5 separate regions of the Homo sapiens genome follow, and all the other regions are linked to region 1. A link is a loop called in an ENCODE intact Hi-C map of the cell type or tissue named here. Cell type or tissue: IMR-90. All regions are shown on one strand. Each heading gives the region's core, and the rest is flanking DNA. Links, peaks and the distances in the headings are about the cores only. Region 1 overlaps LINC02542 (long intergenic non-protein coding RNA 2542). Region 2 holds the start of LOC105377873 (a long non-coding RNA gene). Region 3 has its middle 510 kb from the start of TENT5A. Region 4 overlaps LOC112267962 (a long non-coding RNA gene). Region 5 overlaps LINC02542 (long intergenic non-protein coding RNA 2542).

Region 1 (6,425 bases), core at 633-5,632:
TTAAATAATCCAAATGAATAAAATTTAAGTGTAAGAGGTGAAAGTATAAAAGAACTAGAAGAAAATTTAGAAACACATTCATACCACTTTGGAGTGGGGAAGACATTTCAAACTATAGCAAAGAAGAAAACGTAAAGGGAAAAGTCTTCCTAGTAAGACTTGGGACTTTATCATTTCGGTCATATTTTTTTCTCTTCACTACTTAAAATTACATTCTTCTGCCTGGGAATATTATATTTTTCTTGTTAAAAATCATAACTTGCCTAAGTCTAGGTTTTAGTAGGCATAATCATTGCCTAGCTAAATTTCAGCTTTTCAAAGTTGAAAAATGAACCAGACGAGGAAGACTTTATGGAAAAAAAGCAGAAACAAAATTACAATGGAAAAGATTGACTAAATAAAAATGAAAGTTTCTAATACCAAAGATTAAATTAAAAGGCAAATCATAAACTATGAATGTATTTGCAACAAATATCACAGCGATAATATCCTTAATAAAATAAAACACAAATTTCCCAACAACTGAGAGTTCAATGAATTATAAATTATTTGCATAAAGAATTATTAACCATTAAAATAGTTTTCATGAGGAAATGGGCATGATTTTTTATTAAATGGAAGACTAATACAAAATCATATATCCATATAGATATATAGACATAGATATATCTCAATTCCAAATGCTTATATGCACTATATGTTCTCATTCATAATATACATCTGTATACCATATGTAAATTTATATTCATATGTTTAGACACATGCATTTATTCATTGTGGCAACAAAGCAAATATTAGTTTGCTAATATTTCGACAAAGTGATGTTGAAATTATAAATGCATTTCTTTTTATTTTATCTTTATAGATTTATCTACTTGAATTACTTTCATAATACAAAAGTATATAAACAGTTTTTTTAAAAAAAGCAATTCACTATCTGGCAACTACTCTCTCCCATGCTCCAGTGGAAGTATCTTCCCTGGGGTTCAATTTAATGTTACACCTTCAAACTTTATAGAGGGCAACATAAAAGGTACTTTGTTCAACATTTTACCTGGGTATTGCGTGATTTTGTGCTTAAAACACTGACTGCTGTGTTCCTCCAAACCACCTATGTAAGAAACTGCATGACAGATTCCTCCTAGAGCTTGGTTCCTGTGATTATTTTAACCAACAATAAAATTATATCCAAACTATTTCAGCTTTGCCTGAGCTACCAGGAAACACAAAGAGGCAAACTCAATGTCCTGTTATAAAAAAGGTTTTATTTTAACAGTCTAAAAACATGTCCTCTCTCTGTCCCTTACAGATGCTTGCTGCTCTACTCTTCTTTCTAATCCTACTTGTAACTTTTACATTAATATAGTTTTATATGGCACATCAAACCCCTTTAGGAAAAGGTGAATGTAAATTGTAAATAAAACATGACTTGGTCATTCTAAGAGGGGTAACAGAAAATGTTTCATCTGCTTTAAGTCATGTTGATGCATTACAGCATCATCTTAACTCTACTCACCTGAAAAATTTCCACATCTAAGCTCTAAAAACCTTTAAAAAGGTGGCAAATTGGAGAATAGCATAAAGCCATTAGATTCATGTAGTCTTTGTTTTTGTAGTGAGCTTATTAGTGATGGCCTTTTGGTTTAAACACTGCCTTTAAGCCTTCGATCCTGGATGCCACCAGGTAATTCATGTTTAAAGAGTCCAAAAAGAAGTATGCACAGTAAAATCATTATCTCCACAATTAATACTTCCACATTACATCAAATAAATATTGTAAAGCATTTGCCACGTGCTGAGACTTGCTGGGCAGTGGGAATAAATGGAGACTACCAAAAGCACTGGACCTGCCATGAAAGAGCACAGTATTCCTCTTCTCTCTGATCTGGCACAGGGCATGATCTTTGTTGATTTTGTTCTTCCATGTCTTACTCTCTGAACCATGATGATGACTAAATTCTGAATCTAATAGGAATCAGATTTCAGATAATTCCCTAAAGCAGTCTGCCAACATTGCAGTAAGAGCAATTAAAGGAATCAGGAAAGTAGAATGCTGCTTTCATTTCATTAGGAGGGTAATATTAATCTAATCTTTGGACAAAGTGAAAAACAACATTGGATAATTACTTTTCAGTTGAAAGATTTCACACTTAAATTTTTTAAATTCCCCCCAGTTGAATAGTTTATATCCACTACTTTCATTCCTCTCTATGCTCCCATCTCTTAAAGTAATCTGGTTTGGCTCCTCCTTCTTCACTGAACCTTCCCAAGAACCACAAATCTGCATTGTTGCTATCCTCAAAGGCCCTTTTTCTGTTTCTGTTTTGCCCTCTTTCTCCTTGCATTCCTTGTAGTTTTTAACATGTTTCATCTTGAAGTAATGCTATCAACCTCTGGGATGAGGCAGCATTTCCTGAAGCTATTCCTTCTTGTTGGTCACTTTGATGACTGCTTTTGTCAATCCTTCCCCACCTCCCCAAACACAGGCTTTTCACAAGGTTGGAACCTTTGCCCCCTCTCTCAAATATTCATACTACTTCTTCTGGAAAACTCATTGACTATTAATACTTCAATTATCATTTCTATATGTATGCCACCCAAATCTTTAGCTATCAAAGATGCAGGCCCACATCTCCAAAGACGAAGTGGTTGGTTCGCATAGACATCCCACCATTGCTTTTAACTCAATATATTTAAAATAAAATTTCTCATCTCCCCTAAACACACACTCACTCGATGACTATTTTGGTTCATAGGCCTCTCAAGCACCCAGACCTCATACCTCTGAGTCATCTCTGAAAACTGTTACTCAAACCATCAGGTTTAACTCAAATACTCATTTGAATTAGTTAGCTTGTTTTTTTGAGTGCTAAGTCTTGATTTTCTCATCTGTAAAATGGGGTTAAAGTAGAGGTCAGATGAGAAGGTCAGATCACAGGTGTGACTGTAATCAAGAACTTAGACTGCCGCATTCATACTGGATGCCATGTGCATATTAAATTGTTTCACTCAGGCCAGTACATGACATATAATACATACTCAATAAATATTTGCTGATCAAAAGAACGAATGAATAACTGATTGAGTTAATGTGACCTTTCCTTCTTTTGAATTCCTATTGCATTTACTGTCTGCTATATCATCCATTTGACTCAGATTATATACTACTCAGTCTCCTGTTAACATTTTAACTATATTTGACCTGACTTCTTGGATAGGCATTCAGATTCTTCAGATTAGACACCTAACTTACCCTTCCTTGTGTTTCTTACAGGGCCCAGCAAAGTCCTTAGACATAGCAGGCATGCACTACTATTTGACTTTATATCTCATTTATAAGTCTTAAATGTATATCAGCTAATTTTTTCCAGTAAAGGAAAGTGGTACACATTATTTTGCAAGCACATATTCTTGAGGCTTTTTAAATTTGTGACTCATACCTTGGTTCAGAAACTAACACTAAACAGTGATTTTAGTGGCATGATGAAAGAGGGTTTAGTCAGGCCTCCTCACTTTTCAGATTTGCTTCAGTTCAGCCATAAAATTCCTTCCCAGCTGTATACCAATAGCCAGGGGCATTTTTACCCCGATATAAAATGTAATCAAGCTGCTTCTAGCTATGTTAAAGTAATCTATATACTGTGGAATTACAACTACGCAGCATGCCAGAAATAAGAGAATTTTTTAAAATGTCTTACTTCACGATGGCATTTCTACACTCAAGCAAACAACTTTCCTGTCTTTCTTCCTCCTCTCTTAAAAAAAAAAACTTGCTCCTCAAGGGGAAAAAAAACAGTACCCACACACTGGCCAGCAGAGTAATTATGATGAAAGGGGAAATATGTACGTGTCAAACAGCACAGCACAGCTTGGGTTATCTGGTCTCTATGAAGAGAACTTTTCAGTTAAATGTGAGTGGGTGAAATTGCTGTGTCACCCACAAAAGTATTTTCATTACCAATTTCCTGGCAGACTTTTACTCACAGCTCTATCTTTATTACTCTGAATACTGGCACATTAAATATCCTAAGATCTAATAAAATAGAAATGAATGAATGATGGGCACTTCCCAGTCACATATGAGCCCAACAGGGTTTTGCATCTCATAAGTTACAAGTAACTCCCATGGGCCAGGCACATCAGAGACAGATTAGTATAATGGGCCTAAAGACTCAGTACATTTACCAGCTTGAGTGACTCTTTAATTTCTGTTTCTGAAATAAACTTCTCCTAGGTGTGGTTTTGACAGTTTGTGCTCCCTCAAACTCTCCTAATATAGAACTTTTAATATAGAGTGCTAATGGGGCAACCATGAAAAGTATGGATTCCTATATAATAGCCCTTTATTAGTTTTCTAGGTCAGCTTTAACGAAGTACCACAAACCGAGTGGCTCAAACAACAGAAATTTATTGTTTCACAGTTCTGGAGGCCTGAAACCTGAGATTAGGGTGTCAGCAGGATGTTCACCCCAAAGGCATCAACCTTAGAAGGATGGTTCCAGGTCTGTCTCCTAGCTTCTGGGAGTTCCTTGGATTTGGGGAGCCTAACTCCAATTTACACATGACATTCTTTCTGTGCGCATGTATCTCCATGTCCAAACTTCTCTTTGTTATAAAGATGCAATCTTCACCATAACTTGATCATCTACAAAGACCCTGTTTCCAAATAAGGTCAAATTTACAGGTACTGGGAGTTAGGACTTCAATATTTTTAGAGGGGACAGAATTCAAACCATAAGAATCCCCATTCAGTCAGTGTGGTTAATCCCAATACATGAGGGAGAGCAACAAAAGTCAACCTTAGCAACACAGATAAACAAGCAACATTGGTATTTGAAGCCACAGAAATGATAATGCCTTCCACTCTTCTGAATCATAATTCACATTTAGGTTAGATCAAATTTTGTTTTTTTTTCCTAAAAAGTAAGCAAAACTGTCTAAAATGAAGGAACGATGACTCCTAAATAATCATACAAACTAACTTTTCCCATATGAATCACCATGAGAATAAAAACTGGAGCATTATCAGCTATACATGAAGATAAATGGACATCTTATAATAATAATAAGAACAACGAAGGCTGGGCACGGTGGCTCATACCTGTAATCCCAGCACTTTGAGAGGCCAAGGCGGGCAGATCACCTGAGGTCAGGAGTTCAAGACCAGTCTGGCTAACATGGTGAAACCCTGTTTCTACTAAAAATACAAAAAATTAGCCAGGTGTGGTGGCACGCACCTGTAATCCCAGCTACTCGGGAAGGCTGAGGCAGTAGAATCACTTGAACCCAGGAGGTGGGGGTTGCAGTGAGCCGAGATTGTGCTCTTGCACTCCAGTTTCGGCAACAAGAGTGAAACTCCATCTCAAAAAAAAATTAATTAATTAAATAAAATAACAACAATGAAAACAGGGAGGGATGTCAGCAAGATGATGGATTAGGAGATTCTAGATGTCATGCCCCGCCAAAACACCAATTTTGGTAACTACCCATGGATGAGTATATCTTTGTGGGAATCACAGAGTCTAACTGATATTTCAGCACTCCAGGGGAACACAAAATCCAAGAGTGGACGCACTGAAAAGGCTAGACATAAATCCTATTAATCAGCTTTCACATTCCACCAAGAGGTTTGCCCGCAGAATGACTCACCTGAGGACCATCATAATCAGCTGACACATGCCTCCAGGACCCCACATGCCCTCCCCATGGACAGTACCCTGTGCATAGCCCACATAAAATCCCATTCATAGCACACATATCTCAACAGAAGGTGTGGATCTTAGCAGACAGCTCAACCCTGCTGATTTGAATAACCTTGAACATTGCCCTAGGAAAAATAAATGGGAGCCTCATAGCACCAGACCTGGTGTTGCAGAATCCAGAGACAGCACACAACCCCTAAAATTTCTCCTCTTATAGAGAACAAGAAGAGTAAAATTGATACATCCAGAAAAAGTCTGAGAGACTCCCAGAATCTCTAGCTGGGCTTGCTGGTGAAGGTCTTTCTCTCTTGAAGCCAGTCAGTAAAGAGTAGAGAAGACGATTACTTCTTCAAATGCAACAAGAGTAACACAAGTCTACAAGGAGCACAAAGAATCAAGGAAATATAGCAGCACCAAAGTAACAAAATAAAGCTCCAGTGGACTAACCCCAAAGAAAGGGAGATTTATAAATTCCATGATAAGTAAATCAAAATAGCCATCCTAAAGCTCAGTGAACTATGAGAGAGTGCAGAACACTAGACAAAATCAGGAAAACAATACATGAAAAGAAAATCGGAAGTTCAATAGAGACAGAGAAACCACAAAAAAAGAGCCAAACAAATTCTGGAGCCAAAGAATACAATGTCTAAAGTGAAAAAAAGAATAGAGAGCTTCAATAGAAGAATCAGTCAAGTAGAAGAAAGAACCAGCAAACACTAAGAC
Region 2 (6,425 bases), core at 591-5,590, 230 kb before region 1:
TCCTGCATCTCCATCCTGCAACTGGTGGCTAGTGAGGAGTGATACCATGTGAAAATATCTGTTTGTAGATTTGGAACTGCTGCGGCAGAAATAGGGACTTTTAGTCTCTAGGACAAAGAAGCTTGCAGGTCCCCTTCAACAGTACTGCCCTTGTACAAAGCCAGAAAATTATCTGTGATCTTTATAGCACAGGAAGGACCTCCAAGCTAGAGAAGGGATGGTTCAAGGATGGAAACATCTTTCTTATTAAAACACCACATAAAATTCTGTGAGTTCTGAATCAAGAAAGAACCTCCAGCTGGTGGGAGCTGACCCCACCAGCAACCTCTGACTCTTTTCTATGAACACTGCCTTTCTCTAGAGTTCTGTCACTCTGATTACCACTGTCACCCCGAATTCTGGAACTCAGCAGACTTTTAAAATTATTCATCTGCAGTCAATTAAGCCAGCTGTACTCCTTTCCTCACAGGGGCTCGGTGTAATGGCTGCAAACAACAGCCTCCTTTGTTGTATACACAGCTTGTTTCTTGTATGGGTTGCTCTAAAGAACATAGGAGACAGCCGTTTCCAATGTATGTTTATGCCTCTGACCTTTGACCTTGCACTGTTCCCATTGTAGGCTCCAGACAGGTGTGCAGGGTATCTCTAGAAAGCCCCAGGGTACCATGGCCAGAATTTACATTGGTAAGTCATCATGTCCATCCATACCAAGGTGCAGAACAAGGAGCATGTGACTGAGTCCCTACACAGGGCCAAGTTCAAGTTGCTTGGCCACATCACAAAGAAATGGGGCTCTATCAAGTTTAATGCAGATGAATCTGAAGACATGGTAGTTGAGAAGTGTCTTATCTCAGATGGCTGTGGGGTCAAATGCATCCCCAGTCATGGCTCCGCAACAAGTGTCAGGCCTTGCACTCAGGAAGGCTTCCACTGTTCTGCTGTCTCTTAGGCTCACCAATACTTTCTGACAAAGAAAAAAAAATGTTAGCATATGTTTAACCAAACCCTTTCTTTCCTTCATCCTTCTTATCAAAGTAGAGGCATGTAGAATTTTCCAAATTAATGTAATTCGGTATTACACAAAAATGAAAAGGCAGGCATTACAGGCAAGCTACATTGCGTAAAGTCACAATTCCAAAGTTTTAAGTCCTTGATCCTAAGATGAACATATCCAGCCCTAAAAGACTTCACTATCTCTTGCTGTGAGTCCTCCACCCACCCCCATCCTGCCTGTTATTTGGTCAGTTTTCTAGCTGTCATATTTTCTTTCCATCTTTCCAAGTGTGGTAAGTGTTCAAACAATGGGTTGAAATAAAAAATAAGAAGGAATGATCCACTGTAACTGGGATGGTTAAAAAAGGTGTCTTTGTAGAGAAAAGACCAGACTAAAGAGTAAACACCAGCCAGTCATGAGAAGTTGAGAAAAGAGTGTTCCTGGCAGAGGGAGCAACTTGTACCTGGGCAGGCAAGAATCTCTTGTACTGGAGGAACTCAAATGTGTTCTATGGAACCAGAGCATGCAGAGGAAGGGAGAGATGGCATGAGATTAGGCTGAACAGAATGTCAAAGTTCAGATCATGTAGGTTGTGGTGAGGAGTTTGAAAGATTTTAGATTTTTTGTGTAAGTGTTAGAAGCTATTGAAGGCTTTGAGCAGGAGAGTTGCATGACTGGATTTATCTTTTGAGATCCTTTTTGCTGCTGTATGGGGAATTCATGAGGGAAAAATAGAAGAGAAATGGGTTAATAGACTGCTGCAGATATCTGGGCAAATGATGATACTATCTTAGATTACTGCTATTCAAACTGTAGGTCACAACCCATCAGGGTTATATAGTCATTTTAGTGTTTTTTTTTGTGTAATGTAAGATATAATTACCTTTCTTAGAAAATATCATCTTTTTTTTTTTTTTAAATTTTAAAGCTGGGTGTCCTGGGGGAGACATCACATGTCAGCAGGTTCCGTGATGTCCCCTGAGCTGAAAAACCAGCAAGTTTTTATTAGGGATTTTCAAAAGGGGAGGGAGTGTATGAATAGGGTGTGGGTCACAGAGATCACATGCTTCACAAGGTAATAGAATATCACAAGGCAAATGTAGGCAGGGCGAGATCACAGGACCACAGGACCAGGGCGAAATTAAAATTGCTAATGAAGTTTCGGGCTCCAGTACATATAAAGAGACTTATTAAGAAAAGATCATCTTAATAAGTCTCTTTATATGTACTGGAGCACATTGGATTTAAAATTTTGGGATATGCTTTTAACCCGATGAGAAAATAGGTTAATAATAAATTGTCACTGAAAATCAGAAATGTGACTTGGAAAGAAAAGGTACATGTCATGGGCAATTACAGATGCAGAAATCCTTTAATTATAAAGCATGCCCTTACCTGAGGAACTTTATACTATGCTGACATGAGGCTACATCTAATAATAAGCCTTTTCATTTTACACACACAAACACACACCCACGATCTATGAACATGTTAAGACCCATATGTTCAAACAACCCATTTACAAATTGCTAGATGGGACCAGCATGAGCGCCTTACTCCCTTCACCAAATGAAGAAAGCAATTTTGTTATTTCATCACCTTTCTTCTTCCTGGAGTCCTGACAGCATCAGTTATAACAGCATGCCTCTTTTCCCTCATTTTATCAAACACCAGTCTTGCATTTGAGTAGGTGACAAACAAAGATGGCAGCTGTATTTTCCTAGTAGAATCTTAGAGCTCTTCAGAGTCACAAGAATGAGCCTCTAATGGCAGAAAATTAAATCCTAGAGGAAATAACACTAATGGCTACTTAAGATATCTTCCCCCATTGCTTCTCAATCCAGACCACTTAGGTAACTGCATATGTTGTTGTCCATGCATTTTGATAGAGCCATCCAGAGAACCACTCCTGACCTGAGTAGTTGTGCTGCTGACTCTACTGTAAAGCCATTCCTGTGCCAGATGAACCACAGAATTTCAGCAAGTAAGGAGCTAAAGACAGGGGAGCGTTGTAATCTTCAATCTGTTTCTTCATTCTCAAACCTCACAATGTTGGCTCTTTCTGCAGAATTTCAGTTTGTGTTTTATTCACTGAGGAAGTCTGGTACGTAGAAAAGCTTCCTCTTAGCATAGATAAGGCTAACAGGCTAACAGTTATTTGGGTAAGTAGGATTAATTATCAGGAAGCTGTTGATAGTTAATGGCTGACCTGTAAAAACCTGGTTAGAATGAGGTCAGCTAAAATAATAGGGTCTATTTTAAGTTTGGGTCATATAAGACGTCATTAAGGATCACATTATTTCAGCAAAGAAAATATTGCAGAGAGTTATCCTTTTAAAAGAAAATAGCCTTTCTGCTGGAAAGCTTCCAAACCACACCATTGCAAAACCTAAACACTTCAAACCATTGAATGCTAATGTTTAACTGCCTAGCTCTAGTTGTCTTGCAAACCTTTTCCCCTTTGGTAATTGACTTTTTCTGCAATCCAGGTGTCGTTCGGTGTTTTATCCCAATTTTGTTTCTTATGCTGAAGAAAACATATTTTCATTGCCTAGGGGTTAATTTTTTGAACCCCACATAATGTAGAATATATTCTACTCTGTTGCTTGTGATTAAGAGTAGTAATCAGCATTTTACTAGAGTTGAGGAAAGCAGCAAAGGGAAGGGCTAGCCCAAGGCATAATTGGGAAATGCCTGAAATTTTAAAGCCTTTGCCTCATAATTTGTCATTTAACTATTTTTGTGCCTTAATCTCTTGTTCAGTCACTTAGAGCTGCATGACCCCCTCTAAGCTTCAGTTTCCTCCTGTTGCAGGATTGACTGCACACAGTGCAGTGTGCAGCACATTCCCTGAGGCATAGTAAATGTTCAGAAATTGGTAGGTTATCATCATCATCCTCATCAACATTCCTAAACCTCGGGACTAAGGGATATTTCATATTGACTTATGATGAAATTGTTTGTAAAACATTTGCTTTTAATTTTATTCTCAAAGACTAAAAAACTTACCAAGCCCAAAGGAATGTGCCTCTAGTTCTAGTATTTGAGGCCACCACAGGAGGTGGAGAAGAAATGTGGTAGCGAGTGCGGGAGTCTTCCCTCCTTTGTAGTGCTGACAGCTACCTGTTCATTAGACTGGCCTTGTTGAAAAAAAATGATAATATGAGTCAGGCATGGGGACCAAGACAACATGCGGGACCTGCCCTGCTTACACCAGAGCAAGAGAGCCCATGTCCTGGTCCAGTTCCAAAGCCACTCCCCTGGCAGAACACCTGTCTGGATTCTTCCTCCTCCCTCCTGTCACCAAGATTCAGTGAAGAGTCTAATTAGTTAGTGGATGTTTAAATGCTGTATTGGAGGGGCAGATATAAGATCTGTGGGATCTAAAGATTATATAATTATGGGGGAACTCTTTAAAAGAATACAAAATTATAAGTAATAGATATGTGTGAATATTTAGTTAAGATGAGAAATCACCACAAAGTATACATATAAACAGCTAACAAATACCACAAACATAAAAAATCCAGAAAAATATTTATTAATTAAATCCCTGATTCATCCTACACTTTTTTTCTACTTTTTTCTTCTTGATTGCATACTCTTTGATTGCACCCCTATGTATGGTAGAAGAGGATTTCTGACTTTTCTGACTTAACACAGCATTGATGAGATTCAAAACCTTTGCTTACAATTTTTTTGTTATGATGATTTGAAAAATGTTCAAGTCTTCTTTCTCTTCTACTGCCCACATACTTCTGGCACAGCACAGCATGCTCATATAGTATTACAACCACTGTGTCTTCATTCTGTGATTGCAGATGAGTGGGAAGAGGGTTTCTGAAAGTATTCCTGCACATGGACAGGTAGCAATAATAATTACTATACCTGAAAATGACTGCAAACCACATAAATCCATCTCCCTAAACCCAAATAGAGGGACTCCCAATTTAATTTCCCATTAGCCAAATCTCAAAAATGTCCACAGCTAGTCTGGGACTATCCAACATGAAAAGGCATGGAAAATAATTCATATGAAAAGAGATTGCAGTCTTTTTTTTTTTAGAAGGTCTCACTGTCACCAGGCTGGAGTACAGTGGTGTGATCATAGCTCACTGTAACCTTGAACTCCTGGGCTGAAGCAATTATACTCCTGCCTAAGCCTCCCAAGTAGCTGGGATAACAATTGTGAGCCACCACACTCAGCCTAAACTGCAGTCTTAATCGTGGCTAAAATGTTTTGCTCTTTCAAATATTAGAAAAGCATATGCCCAAGCAAGTGAGAGTCCCTGAAGATGTAAACTTCTTTCGCTTCACAGAAAATCTACCTCTGCACAGAGGAATTAGCCCCATAGGATCCTGAGGATGAAGGTGAGTTCCTGCCCTCCCATGCTTACAGAAAGAGCTATTTTAGGCAGAAGCACTGTATACTATAAGAACTTATATAACAAAAATAATATCAGCATTATTACTGAAGTCCATTTTGTCCAAGCATGAAGCAATCTCAGGCAGAAATCACAATATCAGGCTCTTTGGAGAATGGAGAAGAAACTGGAACTGTCCACATCTTGAACTATGAAGAACCTGGTTCTTTCCTGTCCCCTCCCTCAGCTCTGCCCAAAGTGACCTGAAGAAGCAATTGTCTTTAATCTTATCTAGTTCAATAATTTTAATTGATTCTCTGAATCCAAACTCTACTCTGTCACTAACTAGCTGTGTGAGCTGGGACAAATTAGCCTAAGCGTTTGTATTCTCATACATAAAATGGCAAAAATATTTTATTTGCATAACTGTGAAAAAGATTAAATGGATAGTGTATGTACATTACCTGGCACCTAGTAGATAACTAAGATATTGTAGCCATTTTATTATTGTTCACATTTCAAGTGATAACTATAAGGGAGGAACTAGAAAGGGAATATTGAACAGCCAGGACTCCAGATTACCAAACACAGCATGGAAGATCAAACTCCATAAATGCTAAAAGGGATTATTTCAGTTTCAACTTTTTTACTTGCTCCCAGAGCCCAATGGCAACACAATGAAAGTGGCCGTGGCAACATGACAGCCACAGTACTCTATGAACAGAGTGTATCAATAAACATGATGCTTTTAGGAGGCCACAAGAATTCCTGTCTGGCTCAGGTGTTCCTCCTGGTGTAGGATCTATCTCTGACGTTGCATGAGATTTGGGAAATTTTCTTGTCTCAGATTTTGATAGTTTGATATTTGAACAGAAAACAGCAAGTTGCCCCTGGTAATGGTTGCAAGTGACTGGCACTAAGCACCTGGCAGGTAGTAATGACTCTGTAAAAGATTTCTGAATTCATCTAAAGTGATCTGTCCTCAGAGGCCCTGTACACTGCTGCCTGGGCAAGGCACAGGCTCTGAGTAACCTGAGACATCAGGCAATTTGAGGCATCAGAGCATT
Region 3 (6,425 bases), core at 890-5,889, 750 kb before region 1:
ATGAAAACTACTAAAAAATCTTCTGTCAGAAGATGGAATCATACAAATAATGAATTATAATCTTCAGAATATATTTAACTGTAGTCTGGAAAAGTAGGTGAAAATTTTAAAAGTTAGACTTGAGATATATAATACTGGAGATGAACTATTTTTATATGTAACCATGCTTCTAATTTTCAAATATACAGAATATAAAAATTGAAATGTATAGACAATCTGAATTGATAGATACTATATAACAAACTTAAAATTCAGATATTATTTAACTATGTAACAGGTTTTTATCACCTAGATGTTACCTTAACCAAATGATCAACTTAACATCACCAATCATGGGTTAAGTTGATATCAGGTGCTTCTTAAATTAATGAGCTGAGAAAAACACAATATTACTTTGCTTGTGTTTCTGCCAAAAATGTTGAGCCTGATTCTAATCATGAGAAAATAATTAGATAAATCCAAACAGCAAAGCAAGTGGTCTAGAGTCTTCAAAATATCAATGTCATAAAGCATGAAGGACTTTTTTTAAAATTTTATTTTATTATTATTATACTTTAAGTTTTAGGGTACATGTGCACAATGTGCAGGTTTGTTACATATGTATACATGTGCCATGTTGGTGTGCTGCACCCATTAACTCGTCATTTAGCATTAGATATATCTCCTAATACTATCCCTCCCCCCTCCCCCCACCCCACAACAGTCCCCAGAGTGTGATGTTCCCCTTCCTGTGTCCATGTGTTCTCATTGTTCAATTCCCACCTATGAGTGAGAACATGCGGTGTTTGGTTTTTTGTCCTTGCCATAGTTTGCTGAGGATAGTTTCCAGTTTCATCCATGTCCCTACAAAGGACATGAACTCTTCATTTTTTATGGCTACATAGTATTCCATGGTGTATATGTGCCACATTTTCTTAATCCAGTCTATCGTTGTTGGACATTTGGGTTGGTTCCAAGTCTTTGCTATTGTGAATAGTGCCGCAATAAATATACGTGTGCATGTGTCTTTATAGCAGCATGATTTATAATCCTTTGGGTGTATACCCAGTAATGGCATGGCTGGGTCAAATGGTATTTCTAGTTCTAGATCCCTGAGGAATTGCCACACTGACTTCCACAATGGTTGTAAAAAGAGTAAACTTGGGCCGGGCGCAGTGGCTCACGCCTGTAATCACAGTACTTTGGGAGGCTGAGGCAGGTGGATCACGAGGTCAGGAGATCGAGACCATCCTTGCTAACATGGTGAAATAATCCCGTCTCTACTAAAAATACAAAAAATTAGCCGGCGTGGTGGCGGGCGCCTGTAATCCCACCTACTCGGGAGGCTGAGGAAGGAGAATGGCATGAAACTGGGAGGCGGAACTCGCAGTGAGCCGAGATCGTGCCACTGCACTCCAGCCTGGGCGACAGACAGAGAATTTACTAGATGCAAAAGAATGAAAATGAGAGAGAAAGAGGGAAAGAAAATGTGGCAAAATATTAGAAATTGATAACTCTTGATGAAAGAAGATATATATTTAGTGTACGTTTCTTGCAATTGTAATGCAAATTCAAAATTTTTCAAAATAAAAACTTTTTGAGGAAATGGGATATTTTCTGGCTTACATAATTCATATACTCAACAAACCTCTATGGCTTAAAAGACTTGATGAGAAAATAACCTGAGCTGTAATAAAGGAATGAGGATGAAGGGAGAAGTATAACATAGTAGGTCTGGGATGAGGATCCCTGATTCTAATTCAGGTTGACCAGCTGACAGGTCATGACCAATCATTTCATATTTCTTGGCATCAGATTGTTCATTTGTAGCATGATAGAACTGAACCAAGATGAGCTCAGAAGTCACATATAATTTAGAGCCAATGGTGTTTAGAGACAGAATGACAGGAAAGAGACAATCCTAATTAAAAAGAACTTGAACATAATCAATAATCCACGATGGATACTTGGAACTATACTTCTTTTGGAAAATGCTAGAATCTGGGCAATTAGCAGGACTGTTTAGTGCTTAATATTCCAACGAACTTTGATGTTCTTACTCTTCACTATGATTCTTCAAGGAAAAGCAAACACTGGACTTGGAACATTATCAACCTCACTAAATTATTACTGCTAGCATCTGGTAGAGTACCTCGTGCTGAAGGAATTTCTACAGAAATGTAAAAGTTAAAAAATGAGCAAATTGCCTAATGATTGATGTGCTCAACAATCCACATATGGAAGGAGGAACACATTTTATAGCCTTGAAAAAGCACATCAGTTATATGTTTGCACAGGCACATAAACTGTGCTGCTGTGCACGTCATTGAGGTTTTTTAAAAAAATCTATTGTAGGAAAGATATTTAACATAGAGTAAACTTCGTCCAACAGATCACAGATTAATCCCTGGCTCAGGATTCTTAATAGAATACTAGGGAAATTTCTTTGTTATGTTCATTTTATTATGTTTATTAAAGCAGTTTTTGGAAAAGTTGAAAAGGCTGGTTGTCTTAAGACACACTGAAGTACTGTAATTACCAGGAGAATAAGAGAACATGAGATCCAGAAAAAAGGAGACATGCTGATTTATCATAAAAATATGGTAATTCCAATGTGGTTATTTTCATTGGAATGACATCTCAATGCATATGAAGTCAAGGACACGCTTCTTTCCTGAGACTTGAGATCCTTCCAGTTTAGTCTCATTCTTTATATAAAGCATAAAATTCTTATACCTGACACTATGAATTTATTATACTGTTAGCATTTCCTGGACAAATATTGTTTCCTCTCATATTTGTGTCTTTGGCAAATTAGTAAGGTTATAATACCATCTCCAAGGATCATTCCCCTAGGAGGCAGTATAGTGCAGTGTTTAAGAGGATAGAGTCAGAAAATCAGTTTTTGAGCTTTGAGTTGTAGGAGTTTCTTACATAATCCCGCTAAGCCCTAGGCTTTTCATTTAAAAAAATTGATATAACAATAGTTTTTATAGCATACATTTATTAATATGATTAAATGAGAGAATTTACATACAGCAATTTGCACAGAGACTACCCCAGAGCAAAAACACTTTCTTCACAATTCCCCTCCTATTATTTTCATATTTTATTTGTTCTTTTGTGGTGCCTATCACATTCTTGCAAGAGCCGTGCAGTCCTCATCATTAAATTATAAATTTCCTGTGAACAGGTAAAGTATGTTACCCATTTTTTTATCTACAGAACAACAAAAGTAGAATATACAATAGAGGTTTTTAGTAAATGTTTGTTTAAATGACTTGAGTCATTGAAATTTTAACACAAATACTTTATCTTATCTTTTGGTATTAATGCAGAATCTACTGAATCTACTATATTAACACTGAATATTCTAAAAAAATATTCAAGTTTCAGCACATTGACATAAAAGCAAATTATTTTTTGAGACTATTTAATACTTTCCCTACATTCTTGATATTCTATGTTGCTGTAGTTCAAATTACAGCAAACTACAACTTTATTGGCTCTGGTGCTCCATAATTTGATTCACCTTATGACTGAAGAGCTACTTTTAAATTTCCTTTGAGACATCCAGCCTTTCACCCATTCACCCATTCTGTAAAAATTTAAAAAAAAATGCCCACCAGGAAAGCCCTGACTTCCCATGATTTACTGATTTCTATGATTCATCTTAGAGATTCCGATCATTTAAATTAATTTTGTGAATCAGGCTGTGTATTCTGTGCTGTGAAAATAAAAACCTAATGTTCCACAACTGACTCAGTTAAAAATGACAATCAACAGAAAAACCCACACAAAGTCACCCAAAAGTTCAGCTTAGTCATCAAACCATGTTTGCTGAGAGAAGTTAAAATTTAAATTTATTTTCCAACATGATTATTCCTAAATTTTGCAGTTTTCAGAAACAGAAACTTTTAACATAGTAAATATGATAAAGGCAACATTTTTGCCTTTATGCACCGTTTCTTTTTTTTTCTTTTTTGGACAAAAAGTTTGTAAAATGCATAATCTAGCTGTATCACATACAATTGAATTATATAGTATCTCCCTCTACTTCCATGTATGGGCTGTCTCCACTTAGGATTATTTACCCATGTTATTTCCCCTAAACACCCTATTCTTTTTCCACCTTTCTACTTTTGCGCAAACTGAATCCTCCATCTAAAAGTTGTTTCTTAACTTCAGAATTCTCTTTCCACCATTACATATTCTTTAAGACCTAGCTGTGGTTCAAGTTGTCTCTCACTGTTATCATTTTTCAGCTAATGTATTATTCAATATTAATGTTTCCTTATTTACATAAATATGCTCTGCTTCAATCCCATTACTGGGTATATACCTAAAAGATTATAAATCATTCTCCTATAAAGACACATGCACACATATGTTTATTGTGGCACTATTCACAATAGCAAAGACTTGGAACCAACCCAAATGCCCATCAATGATAGACTGGATAAAGAAAGTGTGGCACATATACACCATGGAATACTATGCAGCCATAAAAAAGGATGAGTTCATGGTCTTTGCAGGGACATGGATGAAGCTGGAAACCATCATTCTCAGCAAACTAGCACAAGAACAGAGAACCAAACACCGCATGTTCTCACTCATAAGTGGGAGTTGAACAATTAGAACACACGGACACAGGGAGGGGAACATCATACACTGGGGCCTGTCAGGGGTTAGGGGGCTACGGGAGGGAGAGCATTAGGAGAAATACCTAATGTAGATGAATGGTTGAGAGGTGCAGCAAACCACCATGGCATGTGTATACCTCTGTAACAAACCTGCACGTTCTGCACGTGTACCCCAGAATTTAAAGTATAATTTTAAAAAATGTTCTGCTTCTGCTGTAAGAATATAAGCAGGCTCAAATCATTAATGTTTTTCCTTCACAGTACCTACCTGAGGAACATGAGCTGACTTTGTGTGAAATGCTTTCTAGTGCAAGCACATAGAGTATCTATGTATACACAGAAAGAAAAGTGCTTTGTAGATTCTGGTCAAGCTTAAAATAGAATGACAGGTTTGCATAGAATAGAATTATAGGCTCATAAGACTGTTATCTTATAGAAATGAAACAAGGTAGTGAAATTGAGAATGCTTTTGCTTGGCTTTCCCTCTGCACATAGATTTCTGATGATAAATTTCTTTCTTTTGATTATAAGAGCATGGAGATGACAAGGCACGTTATAAATAATCAAAGACATGACTTTATAGCTTTACATAGAGGAGCATAAATAATATCTGCATTAACAAAATATGCAAAATTCTTGAGACCAAAGATAATCATATGTGGTGAACGGGTTCTGCGTTTGTTGGTTGAAATCTCATTGTTAACTTTTTGCATTTATTGGCTGAAACTTTCTTGTTAACTTTTTAATTTTTCTGTCATAGTTAAACATTTAACCATCTGACAAAAAGGGAAACACATTTATGCTCATTTGTAACACTGTTTGATTCTTCCTAATACTGTGTAAGTTATGCTTTTTGAATTTGTCAGAATTCTATTTTAGATGCCATAATTTATTTAATAATTCATTTTCTACAAGTGAAAATTATATCTTTAAAAAATCCCTCCCAAATAAAGGAAAAACCAAATCTTTAGGAATCTTAATTATAAATTTAATTTTTTTCATGATTACGTGTATGAGATGTGCCTTGTAATTAGAACTCATATTGCTATTTAAGTAAAGCAATTAAAGTTTGTTTGTATGTATGCTAATAAATGAGGCCAATGAATACAATCATGAAATTTATGTATTTTATTTGAATGTTTTGTATTAATGCTAGGATGAAATACTACCAATAATAGGTAGAAATTTGAGAGGATTCTACTTTTGAAAGAAGAAAACTGTACTGGATGAACTCCACATTTATAGTTTTTCCCCAGAGGACCAGCCACAGTCCATGTAGTGCAGTTTGATTAGCACTCAGGGAGACAGCCATGCTTTTATGGCTTGAGCCATCAGAGAATGGATTTTAGATCTCCCAGTAAAACCTGAATTGGAGAAGAAATATTCAGATGAGATGAGAGCCACAAGGTAGGAAACCCCCATATCTGCATATTAACTCCCATGAACGCTGGCTGAATTGAATGCGTGTTTATAGTAGTGGAGGAGGAACTTCAAATAACCCATTGAAAAGCAGTTGAAAGACTAAAAAGGCAGAGTAAAGATTGGAGTTTTAAGTTTAAGTCCTGCATTTTTAGATGGTCTTGATAAATAAATATTACATTCCATTTAAATTTAGGCATTACTACACTGTACAAATGAAGACATACCAGGACAAAGAGATTCATCCTAAAACCAAGAAAACCAAATAGATATATTATCCAAAAGTTCAAAGTAATTAGACATTAATTTCTCTGCTTTCTAGAACTGACATCAACACTCTTCATGAAGATAATAAAATCCAAATCATTGTAAACATATTCCGAA
Region 4 (6,425 bases), core at 883-5,882, 1.4 Mb before region 1:
GTGTTCTTGGCATCTTTGTTGAAAATGAGTTCACTATAGATGTATGGATTGGCTTCTGGGTTGTCTATTTTATTCCATTGATTTATGTGTTTGTTTTCATGTGAATATCATGCTGTTTTGGTTACTATACCTCTGTGGTATAATTTGAAGTCAGGTAATATACCCCCAGTGTTGTTTATTTCTGCTCAGGAGAGCTTTGGTTATTGTGGGTCTTTTGTGGCTCCATATAAATTTAAGGATTTGTTTTTCTATTCCTGTGAAGAATGTCATTGATATTTTGGTAGAGATTGCATATAATCTGTGGATTGTTTTAGGTAGTGTAGACATTTTAACAATATTGATCCTTCCAATTCATGAACACGGAATGAATATGTTTCCATTTTTTAGTGTGTCTTCAATTTATTTCATCAGTGTTTTATAGTTTTCATTATAGAAATCTTTTATTTCTTTAATTAAATTAATTCGTTAATATTTTATTTTATTTGTAGCTATTGTAATTGGGATTACTTTTTTAATTTCTTTTTTAGATTGTTTGCTGTTATCACATAGAAATGCTACTGATTTTTAGATATTGATTTTGTATCCTTCAACTTACTGAGTTTGTTTATTAGTTCTAATAGTTTTTTTTTGGTGGAGTCTTTAGGTTTTTCCAAATATAAGATCATATCATCTGCAAATAAGGATAATTTGATTTCTTCCTTTTCAACTTGATTGTCTTTTGTTTCTTTCTCTTGTCTAATTGCTCAAGCTAGGGCTTCCAGTACTATGTCGAATAACAGTGGTGAAAATGGGCATTCTTTTCATCTTCCAGATATTAGAGGAAAGGCTTTCAGTTTTTTTTTTTCCATTCAGTATGATACTGGGCCTGTTAAATATGGCTTCTATTGTGTTGAGGCATGTTTTTTTTATACCCACTTTTTTGACGGTTTTGATCACGAAGGCATGTTGAACTTTATCAAATTCTTTTTCAGCATTAATTGAAATGATCATATGGGTTTTGTCCTTCATTCTGTTGATACAATGTATCACATTGATTGACTTGCATATGGTGTACCATCCTTGCATCCCTGAGATAAATCCTACTTGATCACAATGAATCATCTTATAAATGTGTTGTTAAATTAGGTTTGCTAGTATTTTGTTGAGGATTTTTTCATCAATGTTTATCAAGAATGCTTGCCTGTAGTTGTCTTTTTAAAATTTGTCTTTGTCGGTTTTGCTATCAGGGTAATACTGGCCTCATAGAATGAGTTTGAAAATATTCCCTCCTCTTCTATTTTTTGAAATAATTTGAGTAGTACTGGTATTAATTCTTTTTTAAATGTTCGGTAAAATTCAGCAGTGAAACCCTTGGGTCCCGGGCTTTTCTCTGCTGGGATACTTCTTACTATGACTTCAATCTCATTAGTTGTTATTGATCTCTTCAGGTTTGGGATTTCTTCATGGTTCAGTCTTGGCAGGTTGTATGTGTCTAGGAATTTGTCTATTTCTGCTAAGCTTTCCAGTTCATTGGGATATAGTTGTTCATAATTGCCACTAACGATCCTTTGAATTTCTGTGGTGTCATTTGTAATGTCTCCTTATTCATCTCTGATTTTATTTAGATATTCTCCCTTTTTTCTTCATTGGTCTAACCAAAGTTTTGTTGACTTTAATTTTGCAAAAAACATTTTTTTTGTTTCTTTTATGTTTGTATTGTTTTCTTCATTTCAGTATCATTTATTTATTCTGTGATATTTATTATTTCTTTTCTTTTACTAATTTTGGCTTCAGTTTGTTCTTGCTTTTCTGGTTAACATGAATCATTAGGTTATTTGATATTTTTCTACTTTTTTGATGAAGGTGCTTATAGCTATAAACTCCCCCTTAGTACTCCCTCTGCTGTATCCCACAGGTTTCAATATGTTGTGTTCCTATTTTCATTTGTTCCAAGACATTTTTCAACTTTCTTCTGAATTTCTTCATTGACCCACTGGTTATTCAGGAGCATGTTTTTTAATTTCCATGTGTTTGTATAGTTTCCAAAATTCCTCTTGTTGTTCATTTCTAGTTTTATTCCATTGTGGAAAGAGAAGATACTTGATGTAATTTCAATTTTTTGGAATGATTTAAGACTTATTTTGTGACCTAACATATGGTCTATCCTTGAGAATGACCCATGTGCTGAGGAGATGAATATGTATTCTGCAGCTGTTGGATGAAATGTTCTGTAAATATCTATTAGGTTCATTTGGTCTAGGTGCAGATTAAGTCCCACGTTTCTTTGTGATTTTCTGTCTGGGAGGTCTGTCCAATGCTGAAAGAGGACTGTTGAAGTCTCTAGCTATTACTGTATTTAGGTCTATCTCTTACTTTATCTTTAATAACATTTGCTTTATATATCTGGCTGCTCCAATGTTGGGTGAATAAATACTTAAAATTGTTATATCCTCTTGCTGAATTGATCACTTTATCATTATATAATGACCTTTGTTTTCTTTTTTTGGAGTTTTGGCCTTAAAATCAATTTTGTCTGATATAAGCATATCTACTCCTGTGCTTTTTTGCTTTCCATTGGAGTGGAATCTCTTTTTCTATCCATTTATTTTCAGTCTGTTTGTATTTGTAGGTGAAGCGTGTTTCTCGCAATCAACAGATCACTAAGTCTTTGTTAAAAAATCAATTTAGCCACTTGATCTCTTTACTGGATAATTTAGTCGATTTACGTTCAATGTTATTATCGGTAAGTCAGGACTTCTGTTATTTGTAGTTTCCTGGTTGTTTTGTGGACTTTCTCTTTCTTCTTTCTTTCCTTCCTGTCTTCCTTTTAGTGAAGGTGGTTTTCTCTGGTGTTATGTTTTAATTTCTTGCTTTTTGTGTGTGTGTATCTGTTGTATGTTTTTTATTTGAGATTATCCTGAGGCTTGAAAATAATATCTTATAACCCATTATTTTAAACTGATGACAACTTAACACTGATGGCATAAAGAAACAAGCATACTAACAAAAAGCAAAGAGAGAACTAATAACAATGCCACACTTTAATTTTGTCCCTCTGCCTTTTAACTTTTTGATCTTTCTATTTATATCTGATTGTGCTGTCCCTGGTCTTGAAAAGCTCTTGTAGTTATTATTTTTGATTGACTCATCTTTTAGTCTTTCTGTTTAAGATACAAGTCATTTACACTCCACAGTTACAGTGTTTTTTTTATTTTTTTTGTTTAATTACAGTGTTTTTTAAAACACAATATTCTGTATTTTAAATCAGCATATTATTGATCACACTGTATCTTGCTCCTTCAACAACTACTCCTATTGCTTTTGAGTTTGTGTTCTATAACAGTCATTTTTGAGTTTCAGCCCAACTCCTGCCTCTTGTTTATGAATTTTTTCAAATCTTTGAACATGCAGTTGATACCATACAATTTAGTCCTGAATTATATACTGCCTCTTTGTTGGGTAATATTATATACGTGTGTCTTTTTCTTCCTTGAGATCATATTACTTTAAGACGAGGATGTCATATGTTCCCTTCTGAGTCATGCTCAATAACTGTTGGACTGTTAATCTAATGGAACTTCCATATTCATGTTCTCCTATCTAGTCATTTATACTTCAAACAAGTAGAGATCCAACAACTCAATTACAGCATTAATCAACTAGAGAAGTCCTGATACCCAAATCCTTAAAGTCTGGGAAAAATTAAAATATATTAGCATTTTTGAGGCTGATAATGGGGCTGGCAAAAAGGAGAGTTCAAAGCACCCACTCTTCATTCTATGAAACCAACCAGCAGAGGGAGCAAAAGAGATATTAAAGTTTTTCTGTTTCTGCTTGCGGACCTTCCTTGATGGTTGCTGTCTAAAGCTAGGCTATACTTTAAAAATATATTCCTTTAATCCCAAGGTAGAAATTCTGCCATATAATTACCATGTGTCTGTAAAACCAGTTCTAAAAGATTCTACGTGAAGGATTTCTTTCCCCAATTTTGAGTGGAAACCTTAAAATCTGCTGTTCAAAATCTAGGACTAAAATTCTAGGCTTCTAGGTGGCTTAGGAAGTAAGGCAAAGAGATTTTGAATGAATAAAAAATTTAGCTTTCTAACTGTTGCTTAGGTAAATGATATTAATAAATTTCTGCTATGTTTGGTGTTATCTGAAATCTTTCAAGAGATTTTTTCACACTATAATGGAGTTTTTACTACATTCAGAATCAATGTATATTTTCTATACAATCAGGAATATCACAGAGATGGTCACTCGGAAAATAATGTTTTAAAATATATATACATGCAAGTATCTATGTGTACACATTTAACACATATACTATACATAATATGTGTTCATATTTTCATATGAAATGTCTTTTAAAGATTATAGGTCAAAGGAGCTTCTCATTATCCTGGATATTTGGGCTTAGACAATTTTGTCAAATATAATCATGATGATTGCCAAAGACTCATGTATGATTTACGGCACCCTTTGCAAAGCTTTAAGAATGTCATTTCTTGCATTCTTCAGATGAATTCAGTATAAAGTTTTCTTGGATGTATCATATCTTGTTTCCAAAAGTGTCCCCTAAATTCAATAAAGTTATATTAAAGTATTGCCACAAGGGAAGTAAAGAAGCAAAAAATAATAAAAATATGTGATGATGCAAAGCTAATATGAGTTTAATATGAATCATTTTATTCCTCTGCTAAAGGATATCAAGAAAAAGAAGGATTTATAGCATATTTCATTTTTAAAGAGAAGACAATTTTGTTTCTTTTGTGTTGGGCTTGTATAAATTGTTACACTAATGAAATATAACACAAACTCTGGGAATTTCCAGATATCATAGCACGGCGGGCATTCTCATCACTTGTAATTTCTAATATTAGGTAGAATTATATTAGATTTAGTTGTTTCAATTGATCATTAAAAACATGTCATATGAAGAGTCCTTTGATTGAGACTATTAAAATTATTTTATGAGGAAGTAGATTGGACACATTGTGTGTGTCTGTATGACTGATCAACAATATAATATTTGCCTTCCCTAGGAAGAAACAATCTATCTGTCATAAAAATCGTTTCTTCTATTATCTATTTCTACTCTGTAGAAAATTTTTAACATAATGTGGTTATTCCTTGTGCCAAAGGCATAAATTCACAGAGTAACTGGAACTCTGTGTGGGACACCTTTTCTGTCCTCTGGCTGGGTGGTTGGATTATGCTGTGGAAAGAACAGCATTACAGCTTGGAGAAGAAAACGCTCCACCAAGTGTTTTGTAAGAACATCCAGAAGAGAAACAAATAAACCAATGTTGGCATTCATTTCATGAAAGACACTAAAAAAGTAAAGTTTGAAAACTCAAAGTCTAAAAGCACCTTGTATTTTAAAAGAATTAAACCTTTAGGAAGATTTAACTGTCTCATGCTTCTTGGTAATAGCAGTTTAAAGAAGTCCATTGTTTTAGATTTTTGGTTGTGTGAATATGGGTAATGTTTGAGTTTGTTGAAGTGATTCACGGATTGGGAGAAAGTGCTGAAGAGAAGGTGGAGTGGTGTGGTTCAGTGAGCTGGCTTGAATTAGCAGCCCAGACATGTCAGTTGTATAGACCCAACTTTATCATTCAGTAATTGCTTATCCTTGGCCAGTTCAGCAAATTTTTTCTCATCTGCTCTTCTTATAGGGTCCAATAATCAAATGGAGAAACTGAAAAAGCCTGGCATGTTATAAAAATGTGGACTATCTTTATGAAAATTATTTGTTGGTATTAAAAATACTCAAGTAGATGATCATTATGGTAGTTTTGAATGATTTTTAAAATTATACTCTAGAATACACAGCTTGGAAATAATAAATCTTAACTAAGAATAAGCCAAAGTGCCCTGATCTTTGGAAATCAGATGAAAATAATGCAGTATTCTTGAGGACATTCATGGTGATTAGGGAGATGACCTTGACCGGTTATCAAATTCACAACCTCTTACAATGGACCAAACCTAAGCCAATTTGATTAAAAGAGATTTTCCATTGTTTATAAAGACTACCATGGCCAGCCAGCACTTCATTCCAATACAAGCAGTTTAAATATTATGCAATCCTTTCTTATGTAATTCTTGATTCTCAGGCCACACCAGCATGGGGATAAAAATAGAACATTATGATTGCTGCAAACTGGTATTTCTCTGGCCATGCTCCTATTCACCATGTGAGAACTCTGGATTACCCTTACATTTTTATTAAATAATTATAGCATTCTTAAGATGTATGTCATCTACAATCAGAAAATTTAGCCTTTTAACTACCCAGTGGCATCCTATGCTCGATTTTCTCTATCTTTTATCATATGCCAGTGTAATATGTCTCCTGCCTTCTGGTATAAAAAACAGCAGCTTTGCTGCCAATGCCACCCTATGGAGATGATTCTAGAAGGAACAGTGTCTGTTCCCAGGCT
Region 5 (6,425 bases), core at 542-5,541, 100 kb before region 1:
TGCTACTTAAATGCCACCTTCTATTTCCTGGGCAAGAGTGCCCGGGCTGGCACAACCCCACAGCCCAGCAGGGCAGCAGTGGTTGTGGTAGGCGCTGCAGAGGGGTTGCTGTTTCAGCCCCTGAAATTAGTGCCTAGAGAGCTGGAAATTCCAGTAGTCTCTGATCAGAAGGTCCGGAACTGGAAATAACAGGAGTGAGAAGTTCATAAAAGAGAAGGCTACAATCCCAAGGGAAATTTGCACAAGAGCCCACCACTGCACACCACTTTCAGCAGAAAAGAATTCAACGCCACTCCTCCCTGGCTTTCTACCTTCAGACCTGTCTTCTCCTGGCTAATATTAGTATTAAATAACGTGGCACCTGTGTCTAGATCTACTCAGTGAGAACAACAAGGTCCTCACCCCACCCTGCCTGCTTCTCTTCAATCCTCCTATTTCCTCTTCCTTACCTTCTTTCTGTTTTTTGTCACCTATTCTTCTTTCTGACTGTAATTCCTCTACCCTAGCAACTTCTCACATGGTTTTTGAAATGTCAGGCAGGGCATAAACAACAAACAACATGGCCATACTGAATCTTTAGTGTCCACATTGCCAGAGTAGGGAATATGAATTTTTATAGCAGTTGTTAGTGTCCCACTCCCAAATAAGACTCCAGATACATCCTATACCTGAGCAGGTAGAGGAGCCAGGTAGAGAGGTTCAACCTTTTATAAGCCCCATGAGACTTCTCTCCAGGCTCCAACCTCTCATTGAATGAAAATTAAATGACTTTTAAAAGTATAATTTTCAAATTTAAAAAAGAGAATATATGACTCATGGTATCTAATACATGTCAGTACCAATAGTCAGTTTTTCAAGTACCTTTTCTTTTTGGAAGTCAGATAAATATAAATCTCTAAATTGATATTAAAAACTGACATACCACCAACTGTGTCTGGAAACTAGCAGCTAGTGATTCCTGATAATGAGGCCAGAAGCTGGTATCAATACGGCAATGTGGGAGACACTGCAAGTCTGATTGCTCAGCCATTTAACTGACGAATAAGAGGAAGACCTCAAGTTATCTACACCAAGATAAAGAGCTTGGGGAGAAGATTAACCAGAGTCAGTGCTTGAGAAAAGGAACATCAGTTAACTGAGCTTCTTAACTGTTTTGAGAATGTTGCTACTAAGCAAAAAACAGTGACAGGCACGGTAGATACATTCTTACCAGTCTTCAAGCAGTGCCTCTACCTTCATAAAGTAGGATAATCTATAATGATTTAAATGGTAATAAGAAACTAGGTAAATATTTTAGAGTCCCCAGTCATACATCTTATACTCCAGCCATATCAAATGTCTTACTTTCTTTAAACCAGCCTAGCCTATTTATGGCCACTAAGGGTTTGAATGCTGTTACCTTCCCTATCTGAAATGTCTTCTCCTCTCCAGGGTATGGAGCACTGTTACCCAGTCTTCAAAACCAGCTCAAAAAAAAATTTTTTTTTTCTAGAAGATATCCCTTAGCCAAGTTAGGAATTTTTTCATGGGGGAGGAGGTGTCTCACAAAATTGATTTCTTTCCTCTTAGAGAATTCATCACATTATATCATAACTAAGTGAGCACATGTCACCTCTCCCCATTCCCACCACTTACCTCCCCCCAGAACTTAAGTTTAACTGGGGCAGGAGCCGTGTCTTAGTTCTCTGTTTGTCCCTAGAATAGGTCTGAAAGGTAGTAAGCTCTCAATAGGTATTGAAGAATGAGTTGAGAACGCAGCTGAAGGCAGGTTAGTGATGGGATTGGAGACAGCAGAGGTCCTGTTGGTAAATTCACCAAAGTTCATAGAGCAGGAAGGCCTTAGGAAAGCTCTCATCTCTTCACAGCATATTAAGTGATACCTAAGATATAAGTAAGCTGTATGTTTGTGGCTGTGAAGTTTTGAAGACTATTGTATTCAGCATAATGGAAAGAACTTTCTATAATTTCTTAGAAAAACAAAGGCAAGGAAACAATTCCTGAACAAACTAACAAAAAGAAACAAGTTTACTGTGTGAAGTCTCAGATAAGAATGAATCTCCATCAGTGGATTCTGGGTGAATTTAAACTTCCAAGTTTCCAACATACAGGAATAAAATATTTAGAAGACAGAAAAAGTTATAACTGTAAAATGGAGTAGTGATAAGTACCTCACAAACATGAAAGAATTATAATCTCTATTTTCTGTCTTTTTAAAGAAAGTGTGCATATGCCTCTATCTTGTATAATTAAAATCTCTATTTTCTGTCTTTTTAAAGAAAGTGTGCATATGCCTCTACCTTGTATAATTAATGTAATGATATGAAAAGCTACCACTTCTAACTTCTCGTAGTTGACAAGATGAGGAGGCATCCAGAGGGCTGGAAAAAGCTCATGGTTACCTCACAGATTCTGGGAACAGAGCTCTCTAATCTGTATGACTTCACACACATTGGACTTGAGTCTGAAGAGAAGCCCAAGATAATTTCACAAGAGATGAAATTTCGAATTTTTTTCAGAAGGGAAAGTAAAACATCATCCATGTCTGGCAAGAATGCTGAGGCAGATACAGCATGTGTTTATGAACACGGGAATGATGACTTACGCATGTTTGGAGAAAGAAGAAGTATATTTATTTTTCTTTGCAATCATCTCTATGTATTTTTGAGGTACAGGAACACACATTTGAGAGCCCTGACACAGAAGGGCAGAAAAAAAAGGAAAAAAAGAAAAGAAAAAAGAAAGACAAGACAAGACATCAAAAGGAAAGCAAAACTATACCATGTTGTCCTTGGAGGTGTAAGATGAGAGAATCTGAATGTGAAGAGACCAGTGGACTGAGTTACCCACTGGGAGACATGGGCTTTGCACTCTGTCTGGTTTAGTCATTCTAACTAGTACTGAGGCAGACAGAACTGGAGAGGAAAGACGGCAGGCCTTATATTCATAAACCCACTCTGGGAAGACAGCTGCAAAGGCTGCTGGTTCATCAGAGGACACAGTAAGAGCAGGTTTGGCAGAAGTGGCATTTGTGCTGCTGACAGTTCTGCTGTGCTCTGTGCTTTGCAAGGCTCCGAGGGACGCAGGACAAAAGGGCATTGATGATCTCTTGGCATAGTGTGAATGACAGAAAGTTGCGTGTGGGGCCAACAGGCGGATAGAATGAATGGCATCATTTAGAGCCAGAAGTCAAGCAGAAGGGATAGGGCGGGAACATTTTCATTTCTGTGTTCCATCCACACAGTCCCTAGAATTGTTCCCAACACACTTGGGAACTCGGTCAATATTAATTAGGAAGAAGGCAGAAACATACTTAGAAGCATGAAGTATCATTGAAAAAGACTGAATGTAGGCAGCAAGAGATGGAAAAAAACTTGACAAGGTATACTTACTTTGAAAGTTGGGGTCAAATCCTTAAGCTTTCAACTCATTTGCAAAGCAGAAGCTGAGATTCTTGAATAAATTCTCTGTTTTAAAACCTTAAACAGACAGGATTGAGTCAGTGGCTTCAGCAAGTAACATATTTTCTTTGCTTGTTTGTTTTCTAAAGGAAGAAAAGATAAGGTCCCGAACTTCAGACATTGCTGAAATTCTGTTATTAGTGAATCAGGGGCTTGAAAGGCAAGAAGCTCATTAGTGGCTTCTGTGGAGAAGTCTGGGGCACTCCATGCTAGAAGGAAATGGAAAAGCTGCCAGTTAACAGCAGGAACATCTAAATCATCACACTTAGGAGGAGAACTGGAAAAACAAGACAGTATTTTACCCTCCACAGAAAAATAATAGGGAAAGAAAGCCTTCATTGAGTATATATACGAAATGTCTTAAGTCAGGCTGCTAAATAAACAGCTGCTGTTGATGAAGGCAAGAAGATAAACAGGCATTCTTAATGGCCAGAAGGTTAGAGAGCATCAGCTGTGGGGTAGAGGGCACTTGCCATTCCTGATCACCAAGTCAAACATACCTCAGGCAATACTGACTCAGAAACCAGCATCTGGTTGCCCCTCATTCTGTGGCAAATACTAGGTTCAGTCTATTACAATATCTCATAGCTTGGTGGCCTGGGTCATATCAACCAACCAACTAATATTTTTAAACATTGACCATATGCAAAATACTATGCTCATCACTGCCGGGAGTGTCACGGGGGGGGTGGGGTGGGCGTGGGGCGGGAAGGGGATCACTGATTCATCTTTCCTTTTTTTTTTTTTTTGAGATGGAGTCTCACTCTCTCACTCAGGCTGGAGTGCACTGGCATGATCTCAGCCTCACTGCAACCTCTGCCTCCTGGGTTCAAGCAATTCTCTGCCTCAGCCTCCCAAGTAGCTGGGATTACAGGAGCCTGCCACCACACGAGGCTAATTTTTGTATTTTTAGTAGAGACAGGGTTTCACCACCTTGGCCAGACTGGTCTTGAACTCCAAACCTCATGATCCACCTGCCTCAGCCTCCCAAAGTGCTGGGACCACAGGCGTGAGCCACTGCGCCTGGCCGCATCCTTCCTTTTAAAGCATGTCCCATGTACTTGCAGAAACAGGATCTAAACACAAAAAAGCATACAAGCATTGTGGTTCCCAGAATAGCATCGAATGGCCAAATGATAATAAATATTCCAGGGGTTGAAAGGAGGGCAAGATTGCCAGGATATGAGGTGTTTAATTGAACTGTTCAGAGACCAAAGTACATTTAGGCTGAAAGATTGTCAAGAAAGAAATGCAGTCCAAAGCTTTTCAAAAATGAGAAAATTGAAGGTACCTGAGAAATGTCCATGGTATTACAGTGACTAATAGTTCCTCAGAGGAACTTAGTATTTGAATCACAGTTGCACCATGTATTTCTGGAAAGTTATTTAACCTCTCTGCACTCAGCTCATGAATAAAAGAGGAATAATGATAATAATCCGCACAAACTATTGTGAGAATTGAATCCAATCATTAGCCAACCATGACGTTCTCTCCCTCAGATCCAGACTGAGCCTCAGACCCTTCTCAATACAGAGCCCCAGGCAGCCTCAGCCATTCCTAATTGAATAGAATTTCCAGTGAGATTCAACATACAAACAATATTTAAACAACAATAAATAAACATTGATTTTTCAATAAATCAAGGGGATTTTTACTGCTATTGATGACAAATTCTGTAGACAAATTAAAAGCCACTATTTTTTTAAGTTGTAATCTAACTCCTTTCAGGAACCTAAATTATTTCTTGGTTTGATTCACAGCTTCCAAGTCTCACTAGATCATCGCCATTAGTTGAAACCAATTACACAGGAGGTCTCCACCGTGCCTGACTGTTCTCATAGCGGCTGCTTCAAAATAAAATGTATATTTTCATTTTTAGGTATGACAGGCAGCAGTCTGGTTTAATATTATGAGGTGGCATGTCATGAGGTGGAAGCTGAGCTTGCTTGCCCCACTTCAGTATTTCTTCCAGACAAGGAGGCTGAGATCAATTATAGTCATATACACACCCCGCTGCTGTAGATGCTCCCCCCAACCATGTGGCTGTTTTTCATTTAATGGGCAAAGTAAATCTAAGAGCCACCAAATGTTAAATGTGAGAAGAGATCTTAGAAGTGATTTAGCTCACTCTCCCACCTAACATACAGTTAGTTCCCTGTCACTGAAGACCATGGGCTGAGGCAAGTCAGAAGTTCCCCAGCACCTTCATTCAGCAAGACCAAATTAAAGGCATATTAGTCACATGCAGAAAAGTTGAAGCAGCTGGAGCAGTGGCACCTGGGAAGGAAAGAGAACCCACCTATTCTGTAATCTTCCCTAGCAAGGCCATCAACTGCTTGCTTAAGTCAGTGCAATATTACATTTGTGTCCAATATTGTAGAACTTGGAGAGGCAGGGCTAAAGAAACCCTAATTCTGATAGATCAACAATATCCTACGGAAAAGGAAGGAGAAATGTAAAAACGGTTGAGACTAAACATCCCTGCCTTACATAGTTCAAAGGGCATGTTTGTGGTTTAGGAACAGCCAACTCCAGAAATGGGAAGTTGTTGGGATGAAAGCCAGCGTGGAGATGGCTCCCTCTAGACTGTTTAATGGGAAGATTATGTGGTGTGTCCAGCTTCATAATGGAGGGAATCTAAGGGGCTTGTCGATGAAGTGCTGATTGAAGTACTCACCTGCACACCATTATTTATCTCCTTTGATTTGCCAAAGTATAAATAATCAAAATGATACATAAATTTAATTGCTGGTGTTGTGTAGTTATTTTTGAGGAACAGCCACAAATCTGAGATCTGGTATTTAACAAACAACTCAGGCTACCTACTCAGACTAAACACATAGTGTGTTTTCCAGGCTGTAATTTTATAAAAACAAAATGTCTTTAGAGAGAGAACAAGCTAGTACTATTACTTTAAAAATCACTTTAGGAAAAGTTTCCTTACTAAACTAAAATAAAACATAGACA

The links. A loop is a pair of places that touch in the nucleus more often than their neighbours do. Peaks named below come from ENCODE experiments on the same cell type or tissue, not always from the same donor. Only the 100,000 strongest peaks of a DNase experiment are listed, where the experiment ranks them.
Region 2: it touches region 1 in a loop (3-fold over the local background); 25 of 110 quality-filtered maps call a loop at or near these places.
Region 3: it touches region 1 in a loop (4-fold over the local background); 8 of 110 quality-filtered maps call a loop at or near these places.
Region 4: it touches region 1 in a loop (2.9-fold over the local background); 6 of 110 quality-filtered maps call a loop at or near these places.
Region 5: it touches region 1 in a loop (4-fold over the local background); 6 of 110 quality-filtered maps call a loop at or near these places.

What each region holds. Positions count from the first base shown.
Region 1 is chr6:81,993,774-82,000,198 of GRCh38, forward strand. The region is part of intron 3 of LINC02542 (long intergenic non-protein coding RNA 2542); the gene reads right to left. Among named protein-coding and RNA genes, the nearest start is that of LINC02542, 100 kb to the right of the region's middle. In IMR-90, for the core only: no CTCF peak of the experiment used is centred there; DNase peaks (open chromatin) are centred at 2,788, 3,458, 3,888 and 4,848; H3K27ac peaks cover 1,822 bases.
Region 2 is chr6:81,763,594-81,770,018 of GRCh38, forward strand. LOC105377873 (a long non-coding RNA gene) reads right to left here and starts at 4,822. Exons shown (of 3, transcript XR_942729.3): 1 at 4,687-4,822; 2 at 4,004-4,134; 3 at 1-964. It overlaps LOC124900219 (small nucleolar RNA SNORA70), which reads left to right and starts at 431; the gene lies at 431-563. In IMR-90, for the core only: no CTCF peak of the experiment used is centred there; DNase peaks (open chromatin) are centred at 2,998 and 3,338; H3K27ac peaks cover 474 bases.
Region 3 is chr6:81,239,083-81,245,507 of GRCh38, forward strand. No RefSeq gene overlaps it. Among named protein-coding and RNA genes, the nearest start is that of TENT5A, 510 kb to the right of the region's middle. In IMR-90, for the core only: a CTCF peak has its summit at 2,829; no DNase peak of the experiment used is centred there.
Region 4 is chr6:80,601,830-80,608,254 of GRCh38, forward strand. All of the region lies in intron 2 of LOC112267962 (a long non-coding RNA gene), which reads left to right. Among named protein-coding and RNA genes, the nearest start is that of BCKDHB, 500 kb to the left of the region's middle. In IMR-90, for the core only: a CTCF peak has its summit at 3,768 (motif pointing right); a DNase peak (open chromatin) is centred at 3,512.
Region 5 is chr6:81,892,024-81,898,448 of GRCh38, forward strand. The region is part of intron 3 of LINC02542 (long intergenic non-protein coding RNA 2542); the gene reads right to left. Among named protein-coding and RNA genes, the nearest start is that of LINC01526, 81 kb to the left of the region's middle. In IMR-90, for the core only: no CTCF peak of the experiment used is centred there; DNase peaks (open chromatin) are centred at 2,488 and 3,608; H3K4me3 peaks cover 431 bases; H3K27ac peaks cover 1,377 bases.